2 separate regions of the Mus musculus genome follow, and region 1 is linked to region 2. Evidence: chromatin loops called from intact Hi-C (ENCODE). Cell type or tissue: heart. All regions are shown on one strand. Each heading gives the region's core, and the rest is flanking DNA. Links, peaks and the distances in the headings are about the cores only.

The links. Peaks named below come from ENCODE experiments on the same cell type or tissue, not always from the same donor. Only the 100,000 strongest peaks of a DNase experiment are listed, where the experiment ranks them.
Region 1: it touches region 2 in a loop (5-fold over the local background); 7 of 42 quality-filtered maps call a loop at or near these places.

Annotation. Positions count from the first base shown.
Region 1 is chr11:49,182,382-49,190,718 of GRCm38, reverse strand. Btnl9 (butyrophilin-like 9) reads left to right here and starts at 3,630. Exons shown (of 10, transcript NM_172793.2): 1 at 3,630-3,731; 2 at 7,627-7,753. The coding sequence starts at 7,648. In heart, for the core only: CTCF peaks have their summits at 801 (motif pointing left) and 4,074 (motif pointing right); a DNase peak (open chromatin) is centred at 3,428.
Region 2 is chr11:49,104,857-49,113,193 of GRCm38, reverse strand. Olfr1396 (olfactory receptor 1396) reads left to right here. Exons shown (of 1, transcript NM_146337.1): 1 at 1-417. The coding sequence ends at 417. Among named protein-coding and RNA genes, the nearest start is that of Olfr1396, 4.7 kb to the left of the region's middle. In heart, for the core only: CTCF peaks have their summits at 4,240 (motif pointing right) and 7,211; no DNase peak of the experiment used is centred there.

The DNA.
Region 1 (8,337 bases), core at 237-8,236, 78 kb before region 2:
AAGAAACATAACACCTGAAGCAGAGAGAGCTATTGGTTTATTAAATCATGCTGTAGCAAATACTTCATGTTCATGTCATTAATCCCTTTCTTCCTTATCAATTACTTATCATTCCTTCCTGCTCACCACCTACTGGAATGATGAGGTGATGGTATAGAAATTTATGCGTACCATAATTCTCTGCCATGATCTGCAACTCCTTACTTATAAGAACTTATAGGCTTGACAATGATAAGAAGGGCATATCTTAAACAGCTTACTGGTAAAGAGCCTGCAGCAACAGTTCTCAGTCTGTCTTGCAGGTGGATGGATCTTCAAAAGGACAAGGAGTTTGTGTTTTATATACAAATTCCACACACTCCTCACAAAGAAGACTATACCCACCGCTGGTTGTACACTCAACAGTCTGAACTCGCTGTAATCAATCAGTGTTGATTAGTTGTTTCTCAGCCACTAAATATTTTAACTGGCTCTGTGTATTGTGCTCAAACGGTTTCTCTTTTAGAAACTGCAAGCCTTAACCCAACCCTATTACTAATGTTACTCCCTTCAAAGAGACAACCAGTCTCAACATTTTCATAACTCATATTCATGCTCAATCTAATCTGCCAGGCCCATTAATATTTGATAATGCTCGAACCTATGCACTGACCTATTCCCTACCTCTAATACTTTATTTTTAGGCTGCTCAAAAATCTCTGGTACTTCATCAAATACAGGTATAATCTTTTTACCTAGGGAGCAGGCTCGACAGACCATCACGTTCTTCTTTCACACTGCCGCCATCTGCTGGCATAATTAATGCTCGAGAGTTGAAACCTAACACCATTAGGCAAACAGACATTACTCATATCTTAGAATTTGGACGTTTAAAATATGTCCGTGTAACAGTTGATACTTTTTCTAATATGATGTGTTGCTTCTGCTTACAAGGGTGAAGCAACCTCAGATACCATTATCATTTATTATATATGTTTCCTTTCCAGGACTCCCATTACAACTAAAATCTGATAACGGTCCTATTTATAAAGGCAAATGGCTTAAGAAATTTTGTTACTTATGGAATATTAATGGAGGATATTGTGGATGGACTAATCTAGTTGATCAGCCCGGTGTAATAGTGTGGATTTTAGCATAATTAATCACTCTTTAGAAAGCTTTGTTAGTGGAAATTATAGTTGTATAAAGATAAAAAATACTGTCTGTCATACTGCTTACCAAAGTTGATATTGTTGCAAAATAGCACTATCTGTTGCCAGTGATTTATAAAACAAACTCTGGCTTCATTTGGTGTCTGACAGCTAACAAGAGTAATCTTTTTGCATCAGAAGATACCCATCTATTCCTGGAATATATATAATATATATATAATAATAATTATATATATATATATATATATAGCATAGGAGTTACTCATATGCATTAGAATCCATCTGCACCAGGATCCCCTGATATTCCTGTCAATGCTGTTTTTTAATCACATTGAATATGCTTTACATGTTATCTTAAATTATATATAACTTATATCTCTCCTGATTGTAATCCCACCTCTAACCATACCCTTCCCTCTGGCAAACAACTGCCTTTGGGATGGATCTGTGTGAATGGTGTTATGTGGGATAGGCCATATTACATCCATTTTTCCAGGAAAGCTTTACAATTGATCAGCAGAATTAAGAGACTTCCCTCCAAGTTGCATCTATGGGACCCTGTAATAGTTGCATCCACAGCAGCTTTCTTATTACCAATCACAGGAATGATTCCTGGAATACAGAGAGTGGCCTGTATAATTACTATAGTATATAATTAGTAGTAAAACTACTAATATTATAGCAAAAATATTATCAGAAATTAACCCAGAGATGGTTGAATTTAGAGTCACAGTTTTACAAAATAAAGCTACTATAGATAATTTGTTGCTGGAGCATTATTTTGGTTGTCAACAATTTCCTGACATGTTTCTTTATTGTGTTAGATTTCTCTCACATTACAGAAGGTCAAATTCATGATTTGCATAAAGAGATAAAATCTCTCAAGTGACCTCTGAATACCCATCATGTTAAGATGGCTTTGCCCTTTCCTTGATTCTCTGTTAGCTATTATTATAATTATTTTATCCTTGCCTGTGTTAGTTAGTTATACCAGCCATGAAGGTAATGCATTCAACCTTGGACTCTATTACAACCATAATTTTTCTTTAAAAAGTAAAAACGAGGGAGATATAGGCGGCCCAGAGGTCCTTGTGCTCACAGATAAGCACCTGGGGAGTCTGGAGTGCTAAACACAGGATTGATCCTTCGAAAGAAGGAAGTCATAACCCGTTAGCTGCCCAGAAGGCTGGCAGCAGACACGGTCAATAGCCTAATGACCTTTGTACTGTCTGTGAGTCTGAGACCCCACAGGACCCTCCCCCAGACCCTTATCATAAGCTTGTTTTTCTCAATCCATAGAGCCTATTTTCTTTTTGGAAGGCATCATATGCACTTTACACAGATTTCCATTGCAGGCACATTTATTTATGTGTAGGGCATTCATATGCCTAAAATAAACCACTTGGGGGTAAAACGCCCAAAGTTTGAACCAATATCGGCTGCTTAATTGTGTTGAACCAAACTACCTTCTCGGCTCCTATGGACCATACTCTGCAGGCTATGGCGGTCTCAGAGACCCCCTGCACGAAGACTGGGAAGAAAGAAGTGTGCACATGGGAAGAGGTCAAGTCCACCCATCAGAGGCAGGAATTTTGAGTAGGATCTTGGAAAGAGTGCCGATTGGTAGGAAAGAGACCTATAGAATGCCATGCGCATGGGCGGAGCGTGTGACACAGCTTTGCCTTCCGGCTCCGTGGAGAGATTAGGAGGATCTCCACATGGAGAATGCAGAGAGAGGACTGTGGGAAAGCAAGAGCAAGGGGTGAAGGTTAAGTGACTGGAGAGTCTTGAAGAGGAAGGACACACTTTATAGAACAAACTCAAGAGAAGGGTAGATTCGCCACCTCTAGCAGCCTCTCTTCTGTTCGCATTCAGCTTCATGTAGAGTGCAGCTTCACTGCAGAAATGCTTATACCCCACTGTTTCCGCGCTGTATATGAACGCTGTTCTAAGTCTGCTTGTGACAGTGTTCCCAGGAGGTTTCCGCCGGGTGTTTCCCTGCAGAGAGGGATATGATGGGTTAAGTCAGAGCTGGGCACAAGCACTTCCCAACTTCTAATGGAGACTGCAGTCTGTCTCAGTGTTACTGGGAAGCTAGAGGGGCTGGCCTTGGACCACCATCCAGCCTCCCTGGATATCCAGCTTGATCTATCCAGAAATCCTGGATGGCCAGCTTGGGCATTCTTTTTCTCTTCTTAGCCACCTGCAGATGCAGCCTGTTCTAACGAAGTTCCCAGGCACCTTTGGCCTCTTTTTAAGACACTGGAGGGTCATTTTCTATGGGAACTTAGCTTGAGATTTTTTTCCACGAGGACGGGATATGACGGAGACTTCCTCGTTTTGTTCTATCTATCTTGGTTTTTATAACAAAGGGCAGAACCAATAGTTTATGTCCTAAGGTGAAAGGTGGGCGAGTAATTTTGTCACCAGTGAGCTGCATCCTCTTCCTGAACCCAGCTGCCAGCCCACATCCAAAGCAGCTTAGCATCAGGGACTAACATTTCACAATCACCCCCTTTAGAGGGAGGTGAGATTGCCAGCATCCCTCTACCGCTTGGATCTTCTTCTGTTACCTGAAAGGTACGTGGCTCCTTTGCAACACTTGTATGAACCTTCTAGAAACAGAAAGCAGAAAAAGATAGAAAGCACCCTAGGGGAAGCACAGCATAGGTGGAATCACATATGCTCTCATCACCCAGTTCTGGTGGTTTGGTTGCTGGGGTGCGTGGGATGTTTTGGTTGTCTTAGGGGAGATGCCCATTCAGGCTGGCTCCTCTGAGGAGGCAAAGTTCCGATGCATCCTTTTCCCCTGCAGATGAAAAGGGTTCATTCTTTTGGTCCTCCCTTCTTAAAGTGACTCAGCTCTTTATGAGGATGGAAATCCTCTTATAGACCAAGTAAAATCACACTGATGCAAGCTAGTGGGCAGTAGAGGGCACTGGAGTGGGAAAGGATTAGGAAGTGCGCAGGTCTCATTTGCCCTTTGGAACTTATGGGGATAAACTGCAAGATGAAATGTACCGATTGTGGTTTGCAAAACAACAGTGCAGAACAGCAGACGTGAGAGGTGGGCTTCAGTACTACAGTGTGCACGAGCTCTGTGTCCTTCATAGCTTCAGAAAGTAGCATCCCAAGGGATCACCGGGACAACTTAGCTAGGTCTGAGGCCTCTTCACCGAGGTCTCCATCTTCCACCACCACCACACCCCAATTCAGCGTGTCTAGCTTTCTCCTTTCTCCAGCCAAACTTCTCCACCTGGATCAGACTCTGGAGCCCGTGGCAACCTTGGCACACGTGGTGAAAACTAGAAAGTGTTTCTCCTTGGGGGAAGCTGTGGGAAGGATCAAAGCCTTTAACTGAAGGGAAGGTGGAGAGGAGCCTTGAGGTGGGGAGTAGTGTGGTGAATGGCACACAAAGTCACTTTAGGAAACTCTCTTCTTGTCCCTTCAGGAAATTTCCAGGCTTCCAATTACAGGCTATCCAGCAGATACCCCTGAATATTGAACAGATACTGAAGTCCCATGACTCCTGTCTAAAAGGCTGATGACAAAGTCTTGGGGACACTTTGGTTTAAGCTTTCATTCTTTTTCTTTGGCAGTAAAATTTAAATTCATCATTTGTGACCTAGTTTCTTCTTTAGTGCGGGTGGGTATGGCACTGCTTGAGGCTGGGTGCCTCATAACAGCATGATGGTTTGTAGTTATTGATGCAAATGAAATCAGAAGCCAGACCTGACACAGCACAGCTGGGGAGAGGCTGGGAGAGAAAAACAGATGCTGTAAACAACAGCTGAGGAAGAAATCTCCCTCTGCCACCTCTAGCTGTGTGTGAAGGTGTCCCACATGCCTCAGCTTACCTACCTATAATTTGGGCTTTTTGGTAAAAGTAGTAGTAATACTGACGGAATATGTGAGTGTTCAATAAGTAAGTATTTAATTTATGTTTATTGCTTGTGGGAATTTACATGGTGTGTGTGTGTGTGTGTGTGTGTGTGTGTGTGTGTGTGTGTGTGTACTCTTTTCTAGTCACTTCAGGAAGTTTCCAGACTACTGGCTTTCGATTAAAGGCTATCCAATAGCTATCCCTGAGTAGTGAACAGACACTGAGTACCTGTGACTCCTGTCTGTGAAGAGGCTGGTGACAAAGTTATTACTACCTTCATCAATAAGCCTATATTACAAGTTGGGAAATTGAATCATGTGGGACACTTTCACACACAGTTAGAGGTGATAGAGTGGAGCTTCTACCTCAGTGTGTGTGTGTGTGTGTGTGTGTGTGTGTGTGTGTGTGTGTGTGTGCGTGTGTTCACGTATACACCTTATATTTTAACCTTTTTCCCCCCATAGCTTCAGTGATGGCAATCACGTGTTTATCACAACAGAGAAATGACTACAGATAGCAATTCTGGAACATGCTACCCCATTTACTTGCCCCTTGGGGAAGAACAAACTGTCCTTAGCTAACAAGAGCTACCACTTCACGTACTTGCCCCTTTGGAAGGAACACACTTTCCCTCTAGGCTGACAAGAGCTACCACTTAACACAGTTGACTAAGTCCTCACATTGTAGCTCATCCAAACAGACCACTGCATATGCCCCAGTGCTTGCTTTGCAAGGTGCTATCTGGGTGGTGATGTTCCTAGTGTGGCTTTGCTCTCTTGGGACTCTAAGCTGTGTCTGGCCCATAAGAACAAGGCATGAAAGGGAAGGGAAGACAAGGTGAGTGACAAACACAAAGTCAGTGTGGCTTCGGATGCCTTGCTGCCACTTTGCAGAGCTGTCACTGACATGCACGTGCCCACTTCTGTCATCAGCCACAGTGGACAAGGCACATTACTGTCCCTTTGGAGCTTTCATCTTTGCCCAGGACTTCTGGTCTTGTTAGTTATCGCACAAATAATAATCTCAGTATATTCAGACCATCAAAACAGATAGGTTGGCTCCAGAGGGGAATGAGCCTTCCTCCCTCTAAAGAGTCCATCTGAAACACAATTGGTGTGGCCCTTACTTGCTCCTCTGCCTTATCTCTGCAACCTCTGAGTCTGAGCTCCAAAGCCCCAAATGTGGTACATTCATTTCTTAGACCATTGCTTCCTGCACCCCATCTTGTGTTCCTACCAGTCTGGGTCCTTCTAGCCCATAAGTCACCCTGAGGAGTCCTTATCAACCTTCCTACATCTCCTCTGACTGCTTTCCTACTGCGCAATCCTACATCTTTGTCCATAGTTTTGCAGATCATATGGCTAGGGCTCAGCAGAAGCAAAGGCTATCTGGGGGTCACCAAACAATGGCGAGTGTGGTAGCAAAAGACAGAGTAGAATGTGAGTTGGATTAGAGAGTAAAAATCCACTGGATATGCCCTCCCCCCGAGGAACAGTCGTGATGGGATGAACCCTTTCTGGAAGAAAGCTGCAAAATGATGTTTCGAAAGTGGAGAGAGGAGAAGGTGATGACTTTTATTTATAGAGTGTTTCTTTATTTCTGTGTTTGAGACAGACTCTGGCTAGCTAGCCCAGGGCTCTCTTTACACTCATGATCACTTTGCTTCAGTCTTCTGCATGCTGGGATTTTAAGTGTGTGCCATCACATGCAATTTAAACAGCATCTTGTCAACTCATAGGAGGCTTAGACTTTTTCCTTCCTTTGCTCAAGCACAAAGATTGAGGTTCACCCAGCTACAAAGTCTGCTGCCTGAAGTCCTACGCCTAAATAAAGAAGCGATGTGGAGAGACTCTGTATCCCAAGATGCACTCATCACATTAGACTCATTGGTTGCTAGACTTAGATGCTAACACAGAGCGCAACAGGGACTTAAGAGATAGAGGAGTCTGAATTTTCTGGACCAGAGGATAGAGAAGGGATTGCCAGATGGTATCCCTCCATCAGCTGGGCCTAAAGATGCAAAAAACATGAGAACAGGGACTAGTTAGCCCCCAATAAGATCAGAATAGATGAAATTGACCAGAATGTCCCAAAGGTTGGCAGGTAGCCACCATATATACTCTGCTTTGGAAAAAAATAGCTCTGTCTTCCTGTTTTATGAACCTGATGTTCCAGGGCAAAGAATGTGTACACCAGTGGTCTGCAGTGGGGAGGAAGGGAGATAAAGCTGCATTTGATATTCTTCCTAGATTTCCCATTCTCTGGGGAGTGTCACTAACCCAGAGGAGGGTGACACTGAGCCTCCACACAATGTATGGCTCCATTCCTGAGTCCAAACAATACGTTGCTTCCTCTGGGACCCTTCAACCCTGTCTGCTCACAGCACCATGAGTTCCAATGGTAACAGCATCACCTGATAAAATTAGAATCAGTTCTTATATCCTGTCATAGTTAAAAAGAAGCTATGAGCTTGATATGGAACTCCAGAATTAGCTAATAATAATAACAATAAATAAAAGAATGAATATAATCTCAGACCCTCTGGGTGAAGGGTCACCGTCCATATTACCCTGCATGTTCATTATTTTCTAGGTGGGCCCTCACCGCTGACAGATGGCAGATTTCTCAGTATTTCTGGGGTTTCTGAAGCAAATACCTCGGTGCCTCAGCATCTTCTTCACCTACCTTCTCTTCCTTCAGTTGTGGGAGGTGAACTCAGGTAGTGTATTTGATCTGCAGCCATAGTCAGCTCATCCAGGTAGAATATGAGCACCCAAACTCTGCCCCTATTTCTGCTGGGTGCCCTCTAGGAGTGGGCTCTCATGATACAGCACCAGACCATACTAATTACTAAAATGCCAAAAGATTCCCACTCAGGGTTTTGGAATTTGTTATTGTTGTTCGGTTGATTGGTTTATTTTTCTTTTGCTTTTGTAACTTTTGTTGTTTTGTTTTGAAACAGGTTCTTGCTATGCAGCCTAGGGTGGCCTGGAACTCTCAATCCTCTTACCTCAGCCCCTTCAGTACTAGGACATACACTAACCATTACCATTATATACCAACCAGTACAGCTATATAGCAACCAGTACAGCTATATAGCAACCAGTACAGCTATATAGCAACTAGTACAGTTATATACCAACTAGTACAGTTAAATACCAACCAATACAGTTATATACCAACCAGTATAGTTATATACCAACCAGTATAGTCATATACCAACCAGTACAGTTATATACCAACCAGTGTAGTTATATACCAACCAGTATAGTCATATACCAACCAATACAGTCATATTAACCA
Region 2 (8,337 bases), core at 242-8,241:
TTCTTCTGTGAGATGCTCTCCTTGCTAAAGTTGGCCTGTGTGGACACATCCCTATTTGAGAAGATAGTGTTTTTTTGCTGTATCTTCATGCTGCTGTTTCCCTTCTCCATCATTGTAGCCTCTTATACCCGCATCCTAGGAACCGTACTCCATATGCACTCTGCTAAATCCCAGAAAAAGGCTCTGGCCACCTGTTCCTCCCACATGGCAGCTGTCTCTTTCTTCTATGGAGCAGCCATGTTCATCTACCTGAGACCAAGACAATACCGAACCCCAAGCCAGGACAAGATGGTGTCTATCTTCTACACAGTCCTTACTCCTATGCTCAACCCCCTCATTTATAGCTTGAGGAATCGCGATGTGATAGGAGCACTGCAGAAAGGGCTGGACCGATGCAGGGTTGGCAGCCAGCCCTGAGCTCTGGAGTTGGACTCTCTCTTATCATAGCTGTGTTATAGCCAGTAAATAATTTCCCATCTGTGTTTAATCACACAGTTTAATCATAAACAATGAGGTGCTTGACACCTGCTATCTTGGACAGAACTTTATAAACCCTAAACCAGTACTAACTGTATTTCTTGTGATAAATGGATTCCTCCCCCCCCCCCCTCAGTCTTTTGCAGATTTCTTTCTAAGTACGTTATAGAGGAAGGGAAAGCTCTGTTAACTCAAGCGCTGCAGTACCAGGGCATTGAGATGCTATCGTTTATCACTTAAAGCTGGAGTGTTTTCTTTACCAGAAGACTTAACCCTTCTCACTGATGTTCACAGAGTCTCTTAAGTTCCAGGCACCGAGGCCTGTATTACCATTTTTCTCTAATTTACATACTGGTCTTGCACATTATTTGTTTATAATGCTACCACTGTTCTGTTATTTATATTGTACAGCTCACCATTAATGGCAAAAGTGAAAAATCTTCCAGATGGCAGAAAGCAAGATTCTAGAATTCTTTTTAGAGATTTCTCGTCTTTGTACTGCGAAACCTTATTAAGGTTGCTTCAAGGAATAAAAATGGAACATTGTACTACTCAAGAGAAATAGGGTAAACATGGGAGTACTGGATGCACACGGTCCTATAATGATGGATGCACATGGTCCTATAGTAGATGCACACAGTCCTATAGCAAAAATGTGAGTGTCTATCACTTCTGTTTTTAATTGTTCTTGTCATTTTTCCTTTGCTTGAGGCTGAATCTAAACATAATGCTTAAGATAACCCCAATCATCTAGACACTGCAGGTCTCTTGTCTCATACTTTTGACTGTATAGACTAACCTGTTTTCCTCTTGAAGTTGAAGACCTCAGCAAAATTTGAACTTTTATTCAATGTTGTTTACATTCTGACTATAAATCGGACTCACATCCATTGTGCTGAGCCAGGCATCAGTTGTTTGTCCCCATTTGTAATAAAATCATTTTTTCCTGAAATTCCAATGATCTCTTTGAAAGCAGAGAGCAGTCGGGGGGTTGGGGTGGCGGGAGGGAGGGTTTTAAACTAAGTTCTGGAAGTTTTGCCCCAGGAAGGTGCTTGCTCAGTCTTAGGTTCTGCTCACGGAGAACAACAGCATTAATAAATATGATTCTTAAGAAGCGGGGTGGGTGAGATGGAAGAATGTCTGGGGGATGCTGAATTCAATCCGAGAGAGAGAGAGAGACAGAGAGAGAGACACACACACAGAGACACAGAGAGAAAGAGAGACAGAGAGAGAAAGACAGAGAGAGACACAGAGAGAACACAGATGGAGACAGACAGACAGACAGAAATACAGACAGACAGAAAGAGAGAGAGAGAGAGATGGAGAGAAACAGAGAAGGCAGAGAGACAGACAAAAGCATAGTGCTGCCATGGGGACAGGCTAGTAGACAGCCAGCTGAGTTAAATTCTCAAAACAGGCATTTTGTAGTGAACATGCTTATTTCAAAGAACCTTACAGGGGGACTTCCTTCCCTGGGAACCCTAATTGCCAAAAGAAATCTCCAAGGATTTGTGAAAATAGAAGCTGTGTGTCCTTGTAGCTGCCAGAATTTCCACTGTGTGGGCGTGCATAACTTAACTTTGCTGATGATCTCTTGCTGATGCCTGTTAGGTGGAGGCCAAACCAGCAAACTGATTTTAGTGTTTATAGTACTAAACATCTTTCTGGCTCCTCTTCTCTTCTTACCCCAAACATCTGCCTTGTCAAAATTTTAATCTGACCAGATTCTCTTCTTCCAGAAAGTGTTCCTGGTTAAACTCATGCACATTACATCTCCCTCGTATTTTGCAAGCATCAAACCATACATATTATGTACCAACCAGAACCCTTCATCCATAAGCACGAAACATGTAGAATTAATTCATCCCTCTCCCGAGAAAACAAGAATTATCACTAACAAGTTTTGGATACCTGTACGTGAAGGTGAGGATTTGTAGTCCCAGATACTTCTGGGGCAAAAGAGTTGCTTGATTCTACAGATTATTGAGACTCTTTCAGTAAATAAAAACAAAATTTTGAAAGATGTTCTGCTTTAAACTGGGTTTGGTGACAAATGTCTATCAATCTGGAACTCATGAAGTGGAATCAGAATGCTCAAAAACTTAGTATCATCCTCAGTTGCACTGCAAGTTCAAAGCCAACCTAGCATGTATAAGAAAAAGATTGGGCTGAGGACATAGCCCAGTTGATAGCCTGGGTAGAGTAGTACATGCCTATAATCCTAGCACTTGAGAGGTGGAGGCAGGAGGATTAGAAGTTCAGCACAGCTTTGAATACTTGTTTCAATTTAAAAATAAATAGTTTTTAAAAAAAAGCATTAAAAATATTTTTCTAACTTTCACCTAAGTCATAGTGATTTGGGGGTGTTCCTTTTTTCTGATCTTTTAGGGCATATACTATGTTTCCACTGCATTGCCTGGATGTACTGGTTGGTCTTGTGTGTCAAATTGCCACAAGCTGGAGTTATCACAGAGAAAAGAGCCTCCCTTGAGGAAATGCCTTCATGAGATCCAGCTGTAAGGCATTTTTCTCAATTATTGATCTAGGGTGGCCTCCCATTGTGGGTGATGCCATCCCTGGGTTGGCAGTCTTGGGTTCTGTAAGAAATCAAGCTAAGTAAGCCAGTAGATAGCATCCTTCCATGGCCTCTGCATCAGCTCCTGCTTCCTGACCTGCTTCCAGTCCTGACCTCCTTTGGTGATCAACAGCAATGTGGAAGTGTAAGCTGAATAAACCCTTTCCTCCCCAACTTGTTTCTTGGTCATGGTGTTTGTGCAGGAATAGAAACCCTAACTAAGACACTGAACAAAAGCCAGTTTGCTGTTATTATGTTTGCAGCACCCAGCACCTGGATATGCTACACAAAGGTCTACCATGAGTCTTAAACCCAGGATCTGGAAAAGCTGTACAAAGATTTACCATGAGCTGATAACTTAATTCCAAATCAGGTTTTCAATTGGCAGATATCTATTGATCAGCTACTATCCCCCAGACATTTGGGGAATTTGGGGTCACAAGAAACTTCCTTTTGTCCAGGCACACAACTCAATTAACTGGACAAAGTGTCTTATAAATTAAAAGCTATTGAAATAAAACAGACTCAGAAAGGGGAACATCATGGGTTTGTTTCTGTCTGCAAAAATGAAGGTTTTTTAAAAACAGGGTTGAGGAGGTTACTTGGAAAGAAAATGGAGACCAACAGGAAGAGGGAACAGGAGAGATGCACTCCCTGCTCTCTTGAAATGTCTAGCTTAGCCTTAATAGATCACAACACACACACACACACACACACACACAGAGAGAGAGAGAGAGAGAGAGAGAGAGAGAGAGAGAGAGAGAGATTGCACTACAGGTGCTAGGCAATCAACATGCCTGGTCATGAGGGAGATTCTGAGTCTAGGTTATTTATTATAGAAAAATATATTATCGTCTTGTTATGTGTTTGGGTGTTTTGCCTGCATGTAGGCCTATTCTTAAGAAAGGTGTTGGCTACAATCTGTCCTGCCTGCAAGACGTGCTGATGCAGTGATGGTGGTGAGAGTGGCCAACCATGACTGGTCCATGCCTCAAGAGGGAGCCTATGTCTGACACTGCCTGGATGGCCAGGAGCTAGAGGCAGGACAGTCCAGAGGCCCAGGATAGAACCAAACATGACTGGAGTGTGGGAGGGAGGTCAATGAAAAGATTTCTAATCATATTCTGCTATACTCATAGATTGGTACCTAGCCCAACAGTCATCAGAGAGGCATCAAGCACTTATGGCAGTAGCTGCAAAGCCCACAGCCAAACACTAGGTGGAGCCAGGACACCATTCAGTGTAAAAGTATTTTTTTTTTTTTTAGGTATTTTCCTCATTTACATTTTCAATGCTATCCCAAAAGTCCCCCATACCCACCTCCCCAATCCCCTACCCACCCACTCCCCCTTTTTGGCCCTGGGGTTCCCCTGTACTGGGGCATAGAAAGTTTGCAAGTCCAATGGGCCTCTCTTTGCAGTGATGGCCGACTAGGCCATCTTTTGATACATATGCAGCTAGAGACAAGAGCTCTGGGGGTACTGGTTAGTTCATAATGTTGTTCCACCTATAGGGTTGCAGTTCCCTTTAGCTCCTTGGGTAATTTCTCTAGCTCCTCCATTGGGGGCCGTGTGATCCATCCAATAGCTGACTGTGATCATCATCCACTTCTGTGTTTGCTAGGCCCCGGCGTGTTTCGCCATCTCTGAGGCTTATTGCCTCCATCTGCAAAACCTGAGCCTGGTCCTGGAAAGCTTCTAGCTTCCATACAATCTTACCTAGGCCTAGAATGTTTTTCAGCCTCTGAAACTTGCTGCTGAATAAGCTCACCCTTTCTTGTTCTTTCTGATCTCTGGCTGGCTGATTTCAACTCAGCTGTTCTGACTCAAACTTCAGTCCTTGCTGACTAATTCAGTGTGCTTCTTCCCTACTTCCTCCCCCCCCCCCCCCCCATACTCTCTGACTCTCCTAAATCGTTCTGCTTGACTTATAACTAATTCTAGCAATCTGTTCTAATCTTCTGGCTCCTCATTCTTGTCGGGGTCATGGGGCACGCAAATAACGAAGAAAGGACCGCCAAAGTCAGAAATAAACCAAAGGCAACTTTATTCACATCTGGGAAACACTTCTAACTGGACAGGGTCACAGTGAGGCTTGGGAGCTCACAAAAACAACCTTGAAGGGCAGGGGCAGTCTCCTTTGGAAGCATAAGCCCATAGGCAGATAGATGTTCAGGGGATAATAAAGAAGGAATTTATAAATTAGGGGTCAGTTCTCAGGCCCAGGGTGTAGCGGGTAGCAGGATGTTTGTACAGGCTCAGGGCTATTCTAAGACAACAGTCTTATCTCAACGTTTATGGGGCTAAGGCAGGCCAGGTGGTTTTACTGCAGCTGAAAAGAATGCAGTGCTTGGGGACATGCACTGAGATGGGGGCAGCAGACCAATGTCTGGAATTACTCTGGGCTCTTCAGTTCTGTCTTTACCTGGGTCTAGCTTGTTCTCTCTTCAACCTGTCTCTATAAAACTCTCCTGGTAAAACTCTCTCTCTCTCTCTCTCTCTCCCCCCCCCTCTCTCTCTCCTCATGAGAGCTGGGCATATATTATTCTGTCAAATCTTTCTCTGATTCATCACTTTTTCTGCCACTCAGTAAGACATGACTTTCAAACATGGCTGCTTCCTTCTACAAACTTTGGGATTAAAGGTGTGTCTGTATTCCAGCTAGAGGGATTAAAGGTGTGTGCTAAGATTCACAGTGTGATCAAATATCCTGCAACACTGTAGAAGACAGGTAGGGAGGATTGTAGATGCCAGAGAGGTCAAGAACACTATGAGAACTCAGCCTACTAATCAACTAAGCAAGGCTCTAAAGGACTCGCAGAAATAAAAGTGACAAACACGGACCCTGTATGGGTCTGAGCTAGGTCCTCTGCATATAGCTTGTGGTCGTGTAGCTTGGTGTTCTTGTGGGACTTCCAACAGTGAGTGAGAGTCTCTGACTTTCTCCTGCAGTTGGGACCTATTTCCTCCTACTGGGTTGCCATGTGCAGCCATGATATCAGGGTTTGTGCCCAGTCTTATTGCATCTTGTTGGGCCACATTTGATGGATATCCCTGGGGAGGTCGGGGGGGGGGGCTGGTTTTGTTGTTGTTATTCTGTTGGTTTGTTTTTTAAAGGGAAAAAGAGGAGTTGATCTTGGGGAAAGGGGAGGTGGGGGAGGTACTGGGATAAGCAGAGGGAGGGGAAACTGTGGAGGAAAGGTAATGTAAGAGAGAAGAATAAAAGGCTTCCATGTGGATGCTGGCAACTAAACCCAAGTTTTCCAGAAGAGCAACCAGTGCCCTTACCTGCTGAGCCATCTCTCCCCTCCCCCCATTAAGTGTGTGTAAACTAGACCAAGTATATCAACTCCTATGGTTCCTGATTCTTCAGTTTTCCTGTACTCTGATGCATTTTTTCCCTCTCCATTATTTGTTCATAATTTTCTAAGTTTGCAATCAGGGACACTAACATTAGTTATAAAAGTATTATGCCACTTATTTTATTTTCCTTAGCATATATACATTGTAAAAAGTGGGGTTTGTTGTGACCATTTCACACTGTCAAAAACTGTATATTTGTTGTGCTTTACTAAAACTAAGCAGGCAATTCCATGAGAGCAGATGTTTAACCTATCACATTCACACTTGTCCCATATTCCTGTCCTACCATAAGCCTGGAGGAATCTCTGCTCTTGGGAAGTAGAGGTCACAGGGTAAAACATTAGTCTTCCCAGACAGGATTGGTCAGTGAAAAGGTAGGCTTACACGTGTGGAACATGTCAAAAAATTAAAACTTTGACCATAAAGTTTATTGTGAAGTCTGGGACACTTTTGGGGTGAACACAATGGAGCAAGACTAGAGAAGGATGGCGGGCACAAAGGATGTGCACTCTGGTCCTGTACGCTATACCCTATGAGGGATGGCAGCCACAATGGGTGTAGACCTATGAAGCAAACCTCCTGACCAGATAGAAATAGGCCACAGGGTATGGGATGAATCCCAGACATTCATGAGTATGGATGCTGTGTTCCCTATTCCCTCTCTCTGGGTCAGTGAAGACCAAGGAGGGAGCTTGGGTCAGACGGAGCAGTTCTTCCCTGGCCCTCTCACCTAGTAAGAGCAAGTAGGGGAAGAGGAAAATGGTTATTTTAATGCTAGAACTCCCTCTAAAGGTAGGTTTTCTTCAGGACACCCAACCAAAGATAACTGAGAGTCATTTCCCAGTTATTCCATCCTAACTTCACAGTTTCTATGCCAAGCTGATGGTTCATTTTTCAGTTTCTATTTGTGAATTGGCACATCCTTTTCCTCCTATTGTCTGTCCTACTGTTGTTGGAGTGTTGGAGGAAAGGAGAAAGTGAGTCATTTCCCATTCTTTCTTTTCTTATTTATTTATTTATTTATTTATTTATTTATATGAGTACACTGTCATTGTCTTCAGACACACTAGAAGAGGGCATCAGATCCCATTACAGATGGTTGTGAGCCACCATGTGGTTGCCGAGAATTGAACTCAGGACCTCTGGAAGAGCAGTCAGTGTTCTTAACCACTGAGTCACCTCTCCAGCCCTTCTTAATGTCTTATTAATGTTTCCTTACCTTCTTTCTCTCTGTCTGTGAGACCATCCGTGGGTCCCTGAGTTGAAGTATTGTGTGCAGTAGGAAGGCAGTGAAAGTGGGGATCAAGAAAAGTGCTGTGCTGGGCGGTGGTTTTAATCCCAGCACTTGGGAGGCAGAGGCAGGTGGATTTCTGAGTTCGAGGCCAGCCTGGTCTACAGAGTGAGTTCCAGGACAGCCAGGGCTACACAGAGAAACCCTGTCTCAAAACAAACAAACAAACAAACAAACAAACAAAGTGCTGATATGGGACACAGAATATGTTGTCTCCAAAGAACAGTGTGGGGACGAAGCGGCTTCTTAATGCTCTCATCCAAAGGAAGCAAAACAAAACCACCGCCTAAACACCCAGCACACAGAGTTGAAACATGTGAGCCGAAACAAAAATTTTCACAAGGTTTTTCTGGATAATATAAATATTATTCAGCCAAAGAATATCTGCTGAGAACATAACAGTCACTTCGTTAAGAGCCTGGGATCAATATGGTATTCAAAAGCAGCATCAGGAAACATAAGTTCTAGTGAGGACCAGAAGTTAGCAAAATTTTGTAGACAGAGCATACCATACACTGGTACTGCTTGCCAGGCCACACAAGGCAGAAAAGAGCTTCAGAGTGGAAGAAAAAGTCACCTTTAAATAGGGTGTGAGGGGAGTGTTCAGTGAGGACTGGAGATGGCGTGAACAT